Linked DNA regions of Mus musculus: region 1 is linked to region 2. Evidence: chromatin loops called from intact Hi-C (ENCODE). Cell type or tissue: heart. All regions are shown on one strand. Links, peaks and the distances in the headings refer to the core of each region. The heading gives the core; the rest is flanking DNA.

Region 1 (5,774 bases), core at 524-5,523, 93 kb after region 2:
AGGTAGATCTCTGAGTTTAAGGGCAGCCTGGTCTACAATGTGAGTTCCAGAACAGCTAAGGCTACACAGAGAAACACTCTTTCAAAAGAAAAAAAAAAACCAGAAAGAACATCTCCTCCAAATGTGTAGGAGGGCTGGGTCCAGCCCCTGCATGCTCTGGTTGGTGGCTCAGGCTCTGTGAGCTGCCATGGACCCAGGTTAGTTGACTCCATAGGTCTTCTTGTGGTGTCCTTGATGCCCCAGCCTGCTCAATGCTATGCCCAACTCTTCCACAAGACTCCCCAAGCTCCATCTGATGTCTGCCTGTGGGTGTCTGCATCTCGGTTTTCATGTGGATCCCCTAACAATTGGAGGGGAAGCTGTCTCTGTTGCGTGCCATTGGATCCCCTTCCCCAACTGGACTGCGTCACCAGGGAAGTGGGAGAGGATGTGCTTAGTCCTGCTGTGACTGGATGTCCCAGGGTGGGGTGGTACCCAAGGGGGACCTCCCTTTCTCTGAGGAGAAGGAGGGGGTAATGGGGGGGATTTGTAAGGGTGGGACTGGGAGGAGAGGAGGGAGTGGGGTTTGTGATCAGGATGTAATAAATAAATAAATAAACAAGAAAACAAAAAATATTATTAACTGTGTGTATTTGTGTCTTCATGTGGGCATGTGCACAAATGTATATATTCCCAAGGAGGCAGAAGAGGGTATTCGATCCCCCAGAGAGCTCCTATTGGTTAAAAGCCACCTGTCACAAGTGCTGGGAACTGAACCAGGGTCCTTTGCAAGAGCAGCAAGTTGTGCTGACCATTGAGCCACTGTTCTAGCCCCTCCCACGGTATAGTTCTGTATTTCTTTCTGTATCTATCAGGACTATGGGTTCCCATTGACCCAGTGCAGTTATCTCCAGTGTCGTCCATCTTTCTAACTCTTTCCTTTCTGTCTTTGTAAATTCTTCTGCTCACAGGGAGGGACCAGGTTCCAGGTTAATCTGCTCAACTCTGAAATACTGACAGGAGTTTCCAGATTGCTCGCCTCAGTCTATGAAAAACCGACCCAGAAGCAATTAATTTCACTTCCTTGGTGCCTCAGGGCATGGGTGGCCCTGGGCAGCAAACCCAAGGTGGGGTGACAAACTCTGAATGCAGTCACGAGACAGGAGCTTGGCCTCACGTGCACAGAGCTTGCTTCAGGGCCAACTCCCAGAGGTCCCTTATCAGAAGCCTGAGACTACTGGAGCCAGACCAAAGGGCACAAGTGCTTCTCCTCCCAGTGGGTGCTCCAGAGAGTGACCTGGCCTGGCCTGGCTGGTCCCCTGCCACCACAGAGATGGCAGAATCAGGCAAATCCACTGGTGCCAAGCAGCCTTGGGTTAGACCTTCCTGGCCAGATTTTGAGGGGGCCACTGTGACTGTCACTCATTTAATCTGCCCTCAGGGAGTTGGGTCAGAGGGGAAGCAGCAGGCCTTGTGAGACTCCCCATGTTTGTGTGGGAGTTGGGGACCAGCAAGGGCCACATTGCCTGCCTGCGGCTCCTTAGAATAGACTTTTACAAGGACCAGCCAGGTTTCGACCAACTGAGAGGTGTGAGAGGTTACTGGAGGAGGGCAGAGACCAGTGAGGCGGGCCTCCTGTGTCCTTTGAGGACATTCCAGGTGGCCGTGGAGGTAGACAACATTCAAACAAAACCGGTGTTGTAAATCATTTCAGATTTTTTTTTGGCATAAATAAAAACAGAGCTCATACCATAAGTGCAGATGTCAGCAGTAAGTGACCCAGGAAGTAGTAAGATGGGTAGGGTAGGGGAAGGGATGAAGAAGAGAGCTAGAACACTGAGATGAGGGGGGCAAAGGTCCTGCCCTCAGCCTCGAGTTTATTCGAGAGGGGAAGGAAAGTGACTTTATCTTAAAGCCAGCACTGGCTTTTGGCACAATAGATAAAGAACCCATCAAGGCCCTGCTGCTGCCCCACTGAAGAATCATCAAACAAGGGCAGAGGCAGCATTAGCTCGTCATCTTTGCTATCCCATTCCACTGTACAGTCCAGACACTCAGGAAAGACTAGACAAGGCCTGATGGAGGAGGTCATCTGCTTGGGCAGATAGTCTGTTGGGAGAGACAGGATAATGAAAGAAGCTATTTGATGAGGGAAACCTTCTCAGGGGTGGCTGTCTGATGAGGAGGCTGTCTGATGAGAAGGCTTCTGATAGGAATGGCAGTCTGATGGAAGAGGCTTCTGATGGGGGAGGCTGTCTGATGGGGGAGGCTGTCTGATGGGGGAGGCTGTCTGATGGAGACTGTGCTGGCCCAGGTTCAGGCTGAAAGGCTGGCAGGCAGTGGGCAGAACTGTTGTGGAAGAGCACTCAGGGGGCCATTTACAGGTGGCGAGGTCCTGGCAATGGTGGCTCCTAACCACAGCAGTGGATATGCTGGCTGGAGAATGTTTCTATTCTCACAAAAACATCTCCAGAGATGTTTTACACACACACACACACACACACACACACACACACACACACACACACACACCAACAACTGGGGAAACTAATACAGCAGGGGCTATTGTGATTGGTATTGCTCAGATGTGAAGGACCCCACAGCCTTCAAGCCAGTCAGCTGGACACGTGGACAGTGAGAGTAAAGAGGCAAGAGCTCAGGCCGCTTGCTTCAGGCCACAGACAGGCCTGGGCCAGTAAATCTCAGATGCATGTTAACTGTGGCTGGAAACATTTGCTTCTAATTAACTTATGAAAATAGAAAAAAAAATCCCAACAAACCAAACAAGCAGAGGAGACATAACTGGCTTTAAAAATCAACCCATAGGGGGAAAATCCCTAGTATTGTCCCCAAATTCCAAATCTTTTCCTTTAATGGCTTCTTTTTATTTCCATGTTAATTCTTTAAAGGTTTAAATTCTTTTTAGTGGGTTTTTTGTTGTTGTTTCTTTGTTTTCAATGATTGAAGCCATAAGTGCTCATCACAGGGAAACTAGAAAAAACCGAGCCAGTCCAAAAAAAAAAAAAAGGAAAAAAAAAAAAAAGAAGAAGAAAAAGAAAAAAAAGAAATAAAAAGAAGCATTAAGAAAAAAATTCCTAAAAAAAAAAAATTCCTAGCATTTGGAGGCTGTGGCAGGAGGATAGCTATGAATCTATTGCTAGCCTGACCGTCAGAGTGAGACCCTGTCTCAAATAAATAAAAGCAATGGGTAAGCTTGTGAGGAGCCGTGTATCCATGCACCCTCTGTAGGTCAGACATGGCAATTCCCCTTCTCCTCTGTAAACATTGTCTGTCTGTTCATTTGGTCTGTCTTTTCTTTCCTTCTTTCTAGATAGGGTCTCACTATGTAACTCAGGCTGTCCTGGAACTTACTACTGTATAGACCAGGCTGGCCTTAACTCCCAATTCTTCTGCTTTGGTGATAGGATTGCAACACACCCAGTCAGCCTGCCTACCTGCTTTCCCTTCCTCCTTCCCCTCTCCCTCTGTTTTTCCCTCCTTCCCCCCTCTATTTCTCCCTCCCTCCCTCCCTCCCTCCCTTCTTTTCTTCCTCCCACCCTCCCTTCTTTTCTTCCTCCCTCCCTCCCTTCTTTTTCTTCCTCCCTCCCTTCTTTTCTCTCTCCTTCCCTCTCTCTCTCCTTCCCTCCCTCTCTCCCTCCCTCCCTCCCTCCCTCCCTCTCTTCCTTCCTCTTCCCCTCCCTCCCTCCCTTCCTTCCTCTTCCCCTCCCTCCCTCCCTCCCTCCCTTCCTCCCTCTCTCCCTCCCTCCCTCTACTTCCCTCCTCCCTCCCCTCTTTGTTCTGTTCTTCTTCATAAAAAACACTATGTCGCTTTCTGTTTTTGAAGCTCACCCCTTAACCCACCCTCCCGTTGGGGACACTTAGGTGGTTTCCACTACTTTGCTGTTTCAGACCAGTGAGAAGGATTGTGTCCCCAACCACCTGTGACACAGACAAAGCTCACGTGCTAAGTGGAAGGAGCTAGACACAGTGGACACAGTGACTCCACTTACACAATTTCCCAAAAGAATTATGCAAAATTAAACCACAGTGCATAGAGCTGCAACCTCAGGAGGCAAAACAGCGAGGCAAGAAATGATAGCCGCTCTCTGGTGAGCCTGCGTGTCCTGCAGGCTGGTGGGAGTTCTCGTGGGCAGGGCACTGACGGCCTCAGGAGGCTGCAGTCTCGGTTCTCCACACTGCTGTATCTTCCTTTATGTATGCACGCGGCATCACACTAAATGTTAACTTTTAGATCTGCACCCTCCCCACCGCCCAGCTGTCCTCAGACTTTTGGGCCACTCTCCTGCCTCAGCTTCCTGAGTTCTGGGATCCCAGGTATGCACCATGCCAAGCAAGTATTTACTTTTTAGTAAAAGCCTCACTCTCATTGTTTGGGTCACATGGTCATGGAGACTATGGCCTATCTCAGGGCTGAGCCTGAGGTCTCTTCTGAGGGCAGTGTTGCCGGGCACGGCCTGGGCACCAGGCTTTGTTCTGGGTGCTGGGCAGAGCCTCTGGGGCATCCCTTCTGTGATCAGAGCCTTGCTGGAATAGTCCCTTGAGAAAAACGCAAGCTGCCCTGTGAAGATAAGAGAGAAGCATGACTCAGAGTATGGGGAGAGCAGACAGAGTGATGGGCAGGCCAGGAAGACCGTGAGTTGACAATTGTACTGGCATTCAAATAAAATGAGGGAGGAGAGGAGGCGGCTGTGCAAAGGTCCTGTGGTGAGGCTCGCTGGAAATTCCAGGAAGAGGATGGAGAGGGGACGAAGGGGCCTGGAAGAAGTGTGGTGGCTACCTGCCTCTGAAGACACTGGCTGCTCTGCCAAGGGAACGACACTCTAAGCCTCTGGGAGGCTTAGAAATGGAGACAATAAGATCTGAGGCCTGGTCTGAAGAACCCCAGACAGTAGACAAGCCCAGGCAGAGTCAAGAGGCCAGCAAGAGGCTTCAGGAAAGATCATTTGGTCTTAAGCTGTGACTCGTAGCCTAGGGGCCAGGCTCATGGCCAGCACCCTCATGCCAGTCTCTTCCTATAGTCAAGGGCTCCACTCCTTCTCTCCCTGGAGATGGGCACTGAACTTGCAACACACAGCAGACTCTCTCTCTCTGTCTCTCTCTGTCTCTCTGTCTGTCTGTCTGTCTGTCTCTCTGTCTGTCTGTCTCTGTTTCTCTCTCTGTCTCTGTCTGTCTGTCTCTCTGTCTCTCTCTCTCTGTCTCTGTCTGTCTGTCTGTGCCTCTCTCTGTCTCTGTCTGTCTGTCTGTCTCTGTCTCTCTCTCTCTGTCTCTGCCTGTCTCTCTGTCTGTCTCTGCCTGTCTCTCTGTCTGTCTGTCTGTCTGTCTCTCTCTCTCTCTCTCTGTCTCTCCTCCCATATGCCACAGGGGTCTCCTCTGGTCTTGTCTAAGGTTCCCTCACTGTGTTCTGTCAAGAACTTTGTAAGAGGTTGGAGATGGTTCAGTTGCTAAAGTTCTTGTCTGCTATGTGAGCACTAGGGGGTAAGCTCAGATTCCCAGAACCCAGAAAACATTCAGGCAGCGTTAACACCCGCAGCGCAGGTGAGTCAGAGGCCAAGGGAACTCCCAGGGTTGCTGGCAAGCTAACCAAGCCAATGGGCGCGTGAGCTCCAGGTTCCTCGAGAAACCCTTTCACAGACATCAGAAAAGTATCTCTGGCCTCCAAGCACACGAGAACACACATGCATGCATAGTTGCAGACACACACATGTGAACATGTACACCGTCCTTACCCCCACACCCCTACCTCCCATGGTGGACAGCAATTGAAGACACCTGAC
Region 2 (5,774 bases), core at 476-5,475:
ACAGAGGATGGACTGAAGTTTGTCCTAGACAGTTAGACGTAAGAGCTTTTGCTGTTAACCATTCTGCTGTATCACTTTTTTTTTTTTTTTTTTTTGGTTTTTCAAGACAGGGTTTCTCTATGTAGCCCTGGCTGTCCTGGAACTCACTCTGTAGACCAGGCTGGCCTCGAACTTAGAAATCCGCCTGCCTCTGCCTCCCAAGTGCTGGGATTAAAGGCGTGTGCCACCACGCCCGGCTTTGCTGTATCACTTTTGAGGATGTGAGAGACTATACCATAGAGCTGTATCTTGCTGAATTTAATGAGTCTGCTGTTTCGAATGTGCATGGGTTCTGTCCTCCTGACCCTCCTGTATGATTTTAAGCATCTTGCTCTGCCTGTGTCTCTGTTCTGAGCAGGTTCTTCTCAAGATGTAAAGAAAAATGAAAGGGTGCTTGGTGTGCGTGGTGACTGAAGGGCTGGGTGTTCCTGAACCAGAAGCAGGCACTGAGTAAGACCTGTATCTTAGTGTTATAGTGTTCTTTAGACTAGAAGTAGGACCTCGTCTCTTGTTATGTTTACCATTGTTGTTCTTTTTTTTCTCGAGACAGGGTTTTCTGTGTAGTTCTGGCTGTCCTGGAACTCACTCTGTAGACTAGGCTGCCCTCGAACTCAGAAATCCGCCTGCCTCTGCCTCCTAAGTGCTGGGATTAAAGGCGTCATTGTTGTTGTTCTTATGTACCTCTTAGGCATGTGTGTGTGTGCGCGCGCGCGCGCGCGCGTGTGTGCACATGGAGGCCAGAAGTAGGTGTTGGGTCCCCCTAGAGATGGGTTGTAGGCAGTTGTGAGTCACCCATGTGGCTGCTGGAACTGAACTCAGATCCTCTAGAAGAACAAGTCCCTTTAACCACTGAGCGTCATCTCTTCAGCTTTTAGGCTGTTCAGATGAAGCTAGTAATGTTGAGAAGCAATCAGTATGCACAGAGAACTCTGATGTGGATTTCACATGCATTTGTCTTATTTAATCCATAAACCTGTGAGTAGTCACTCTTGTTTTATAGTGTGTGAAGAGGGTTAGGAGGCTCACTACAGCCACATAGTTAGTAGTGATAGATCTGGGATTTGAGCAAAGTAGTCTGGCTCCAGAGTCCCTGCTCTTAGCCTCTGTACCCTGCTGCCCTATGCACGTGTATAGGTGTACACGTGCAGTGCTGGTTGAATACCCCACATCTGACTGAGATACTAAGGACTAAAAATATTTTTTATTTCTTACTTTTTTTCAACATTTGCAAGGTTTCTTTTCTTTCTCCACTCTCCCCACTTCCTTTCTTTCAACCAGTTTAGCATCCCCTAATCCAAAAAACTCAGAAAGTATGTTGCATACTTCTGTGGTATAGGAGGCAGTAAGGGACTGGAAAGATGGCTCAGTGGGTTAAAAACACCGTTTTTCTTTTCCTGAAAAATGGGAAGATTTTGGTCACTAGGAATAAAAACCTACAACAACTGTGCTCGACTTTGTCCCAACTTACACCTAGGACTTCACTTTTAGCCTTCTTGCTCTTATGTAGTAAACAAAGTGCTGGGTTTAGAGGGTCTCTGAGGTCCTTTTGAATGCTGACTAAGCATTAATAGGAGGGTAGCACTACTTAGCACCTGGGATTGGAGCAAGACACTTGTAAAGTCAAAGGCGGTCTGATGTTTCAAGGCATTGGAGATGCCAACTTTCAGAACAAAGAATGAGCACCCTATGAGCAAGGCAGCTCTGGCTCTTTTTTGAGGCTTATTGCCAAGGGAGCTCAGACTCTGGTCAGTAACAGCCAGGGACACTTTGGCTGAGGTTTCAGTAAGGACAAGTAAAGCAAGCACGTCCCCACCCCCTTCCTTTTCTTGTCTTTTCAAACTGTTGGTCTTATATCCTTCTGTGTGTGCAGCACTGTTTTAAGTACTTGACTAATATCCTATATATCTTTATAGTAAACTTAGGAGAGTAGTGATGCTAAGTAACATCTGCAGATAACAAAGCTGAGGAAGGCAGAGTTCAATAATGTGTTCACATTTGCTCAGATGGTAGTGTCCCATCTGTGCCCCTAGCCGCTGGGTTATATTGTTTGGGGGACCTGAATAAAGCAGGAGAGAGAGAGTCTTCAGTGTTGTCAGTGACTTTTAAGTTCAGGATGATGATATTTTAGAGTCGAAAGAACCTTGGAAGTGTTTAAATGGTTTCCTTTCCTGACTGCTGTCCTTTACAGAGTTTCCACTTTCCCCTGACAGATGCCTGCCTGGTTCTGTTCCAGGCTTCTACTGAGGGCAGAGGGCATTACTTTACTACCTCCCCAACTCATTTTTATTTTGAGATGGTTTAGCTCTGTAGCTCAAGCTAGCTTGGAATTCCTGGTCCTTCTGCCTCAGCCTCCCTAGTACTGGGAATATAGGCATGTATCATCATGTCTGATTTATTTCCTTATAATATTTTTCTCATTGGCAAAATATTTCTCTTTTTTTTTTTGAGACATGGTTGGTTCTGCTGCCTAGACTCTACAGTCTTGTCTTAGCTACTAAGTACATGGGATCACTGTGACGTCAGGCTCTGTTTTTTGTTTTGACTTGAAATTTAGTTGAGATGTCTCATTAGTTTTAGGCTAGCCTGGAAGCCCACAGTATTAGTTCATCTTTCACAGGCAGCTTTAGCTCTCTCACCTCTAAGAACTTTGCAGCCACAGCTAAACAAATGTGTGTCACTTCTTATCATTATTTAAGTGCAAAGCCTTTTCCACCGTGGAGAATGAATCTTAGGGTATGAAGTCCTCAGCTTGGAAAATGAATGGAGGTGGAGCCTCTTCCATCTCACAGAAGCTGGGGGATTGTAGTGAAGACTCTGCTGTGGGTTTGAGAAAGTCACAAAATGGCTGGAAGTTACTTGGGCTCTTGGCAAACTGCATTTACTTCACTACGCCACTAGGTGATGAGCAACTCAAAGACCTGGGCAGCAGGGACTGCCGTTTAATGGCTGTCTGAAGTCACAGGTATCTTCACTGAAAGATGTTAAGGATGCTGAGATGTACTCCTTATATGCGTTGTCATTCTTGGCGTCTAGCTTTAAATACTAACTTGAAAATTTCTTTGAGTGGTTTTCATAGGAGAGGGCCAAGAGTGTAAATTAACACTTAAATGGAGGGCTGGCAAAGTAGCTTAGAGAGGGATCCATGGGCCTTAGAGGGTGGCAGGAGAACCAACTCCCACAGACTGTCTTTTGATACATGGCATAGCACACCCCCCCAATAAATAATAAATTTTAGGAACTGGGGGTAGGGACCAGGAGTGGGGGGTGACAGTGATTGGGATATAAAGTGAGTAAATACATTAATGGAAAAATACATTTTAAAAAATAATATTTAAACTAAAAAGCAGAAAGCAAGTGAATTTCTGGAGGACAATGTGATGTTTTCACATATTGTGTATACTTGTGTTCAAATTGGGTTGAATAGCACAATCTCCTCAGACATTAATCTTTTCTTTGTAGTGTGAAAAATTTCAAACTCTTCTAGCTTCTAGAATATAGGGCATATTATCACTCTTTGTAGTCTTTCTATTTATATAATATAGCCCAAACTGTATTCCTTTATAAAAATTTTTATTTATTTATTATATGTGAGAACACTGTAGCTGTCTTCAGATACACCAAAAGACGGCATCTGAACTCATTACAGATGGTTGTGAGTCACCATGTGGTTGCTGGGATTTGAACTCAGGACTTCTGGAAGAGCGGTCAGTGCTCTTAACTGCTGAGCCATCTTTCCAGCCCCCAAAACTGTATTCCTAATTGTAACCTCTCCACCTCTCATTTCTTTCTCTCTCTGGCTGCAGACCACCATTTCATTCTTGCTGTTATGAGGTTATTGTTTCTTACTTCCATGTGTGGGGAGACTGTACAGTGCCTTTACTCTCATCCTAGCTTGTATCATTTAATGTAATGATCCCCTGTTGCAGTCATGCTCTTGCAAATGACAGATTTAAAACCTTTTTTTGGGGGGGTTTTGTTTTGTTTTGTTTTGAGACAGGGTTTCTCTGTATAGCCCTGGCTGTCCTGGAACTCACTCTGTAGACCAGGCTGGCCTCGAACTCAGAAATCCGCCTGCCTCTGCCTCCCGAGTGCTGGGATTAAAGGCGTGCGCCACCACGCCCGGCTAAAACCGTTTTTTTTTTTTTTTAATTGACTGAAAAGTATTCTGTAGTATAGTTTACATTTTCTTCCTTGTTCCCCCTCTGACTGTTCCACTTTCTTTCCTTTTCTCCTTTTAAAAACAATGTTGTTTCTTTCTCTTTGAGCTGGGGATAGGACCCAGGTCCTCATGGATGCTAGGTAAGCATTCCACCAGAGAGCCCTGGCTTGCAGTATGCAGTTGCTGTCAGTGCTGTAGTGAACATGGGCTATTGATGTCTTTTTCTTTGTGTGTGTCTATCTTTTGGTCTGCACAGAGTCTTCCTTATGTAATCTGACCTCAGAGCTTACATCTTTCTGCTTTAGCCTGCTAAGTATTGGGATTATCTGCATATCTCACCATACTTGGGCCCTGTGTGAGTAGTGTCTTCACCGCGTTCAGTATTCTTTACTATTGATCACAGTCTATAGAGTAGCTTTCTGGCGTCTGGGTTCCTAGTGATGCAGCATGTGCCAGTGGCCTAAACTGGCCCTTCCTCAGTCCTTTGTAAGCAGCAGCCTATTATGGCTAGGAGCTTGTGAATTTTATTTATGCCTTGAATTTTTTCATAGAGTGGTAAGGTATGCCTTAAAAAAAAACAGATTTATTTTATGTATGTAAATACACTGTCCCTGTCTTTCAACACACCAGAAGAGGGCATCAGATTCCATTACAGATGATTGTGAGCTGGGAATTGAACTCAGGACCTCTGGGGGAACAGTCAGTGCTCTTAACCACTGAGCCATCTCTTCAGCCCTGAGGTGTGCTTTTTTAAAAAGTAGCCTTGAATTAAGAACTTAAAACTTTTCTTGGTACAGATGTTTCCCAGTCTTCTTATGTTACGGGTGAGGAAACTGAAACTGAACCCAGAAAAGTGCAGTGACATGTCTTGAGTCACAGCTAGCCACAGTGGAACCTCAGGCATATAACCCAACTCCTGCTGAGCTGTCCTCTGGTATTGTCACTTCACAGCAAATGGTCACTAGGAATAAACTGAAAAGTTTTTACTGAGACAGGAATTTTGCCACCCATTAATGGGGAATCAGGAAGAGGTAGTAATAACTCTTTATACTCAAAATGTGGCCCATTTGAAGGATTCTGGATCCCTTTGCCCTGATGTCCCAGTTATTGGATCCTCCCTGTAATTCTCAAACTCAATAAATCCAGAAAGTTGCTTCAGCTTTGGAGAAAAGAGTTATTGAGTAGACTGGAGTGGGATAAGTGTGTTTATGCCCTGCTGTAAATAGTTGACAACCTAATCAGCTGCCAGAGCTTGGAGACAGACACTGTAAACCGTGTCTTATCAGTGGTCTAGTTTCTGTTTGCGTTCCAGCTGGGGACTCTTCTGATGGGAACCACCTGTTCCTGGTCTTTGCGCGCTTTGGATTTCCCCAGTCCTTCAGTCCTTTCAGTTTTGAAATGAAACCTGCTCTCCTGGCTAAGGTCAGGTCCAAGAGGACTTTGACAGTTCACACCGACTTGTTTTTTCTTAGAGCCAGCTGGTAAGTGAGCCTGTGGTTTGAGAAGTGGTAGTGAATCAGCTGTTGGGTAAGGACTGAGCAGTGTCATTGCTTTGGGTAACCAGGAAAACAACCAA

What was found. A loop is a pair of places that touch in the nucleus more often than their neighbours do. Peaks named below come from ENCODE experiments on the same cell type or tissue, not always from the same donor. Only the 100,000 strongest peaks of a DNase experiment are listed, where the experiment ranks them.
Region 1: a loop joins it to region 2, with 3 times the contacts of the local background. A loop is called at or near these places in 5 of 42 quality-filtered maps.

What each region holds. Positions count from the first base shown.
Region 1 is chr6:86,635,419-86,641,192 of GRCm38, forward strand. No RefSeq gene overlaps it. Among named protein-coding and RNA genes, the nearest start is that of Asprv1, 10 kb to the left of the region's middle. In heart, for the core only: a CTCF peak has its summit at 3,220; a DNase peak (open chromatin) is centred at 1,243; H3K27ac peaks cover 2,512 bases.
Region 2 is chr6:86,542,478-86,548,251 of GRCm38, forward strand. All of the region lies in intron 3 of 1600020E01Rik (RIKEN cDNA 1600020E01 gene), which reads left to right. Among named protein-coding and RNA genes, the nearest start is that of Gm38676, 17 kb to the left of the region's middle. In heart, for the core only: a CTCF peak has its summit at 2,935; no DNase peak of the experiment used is centred there.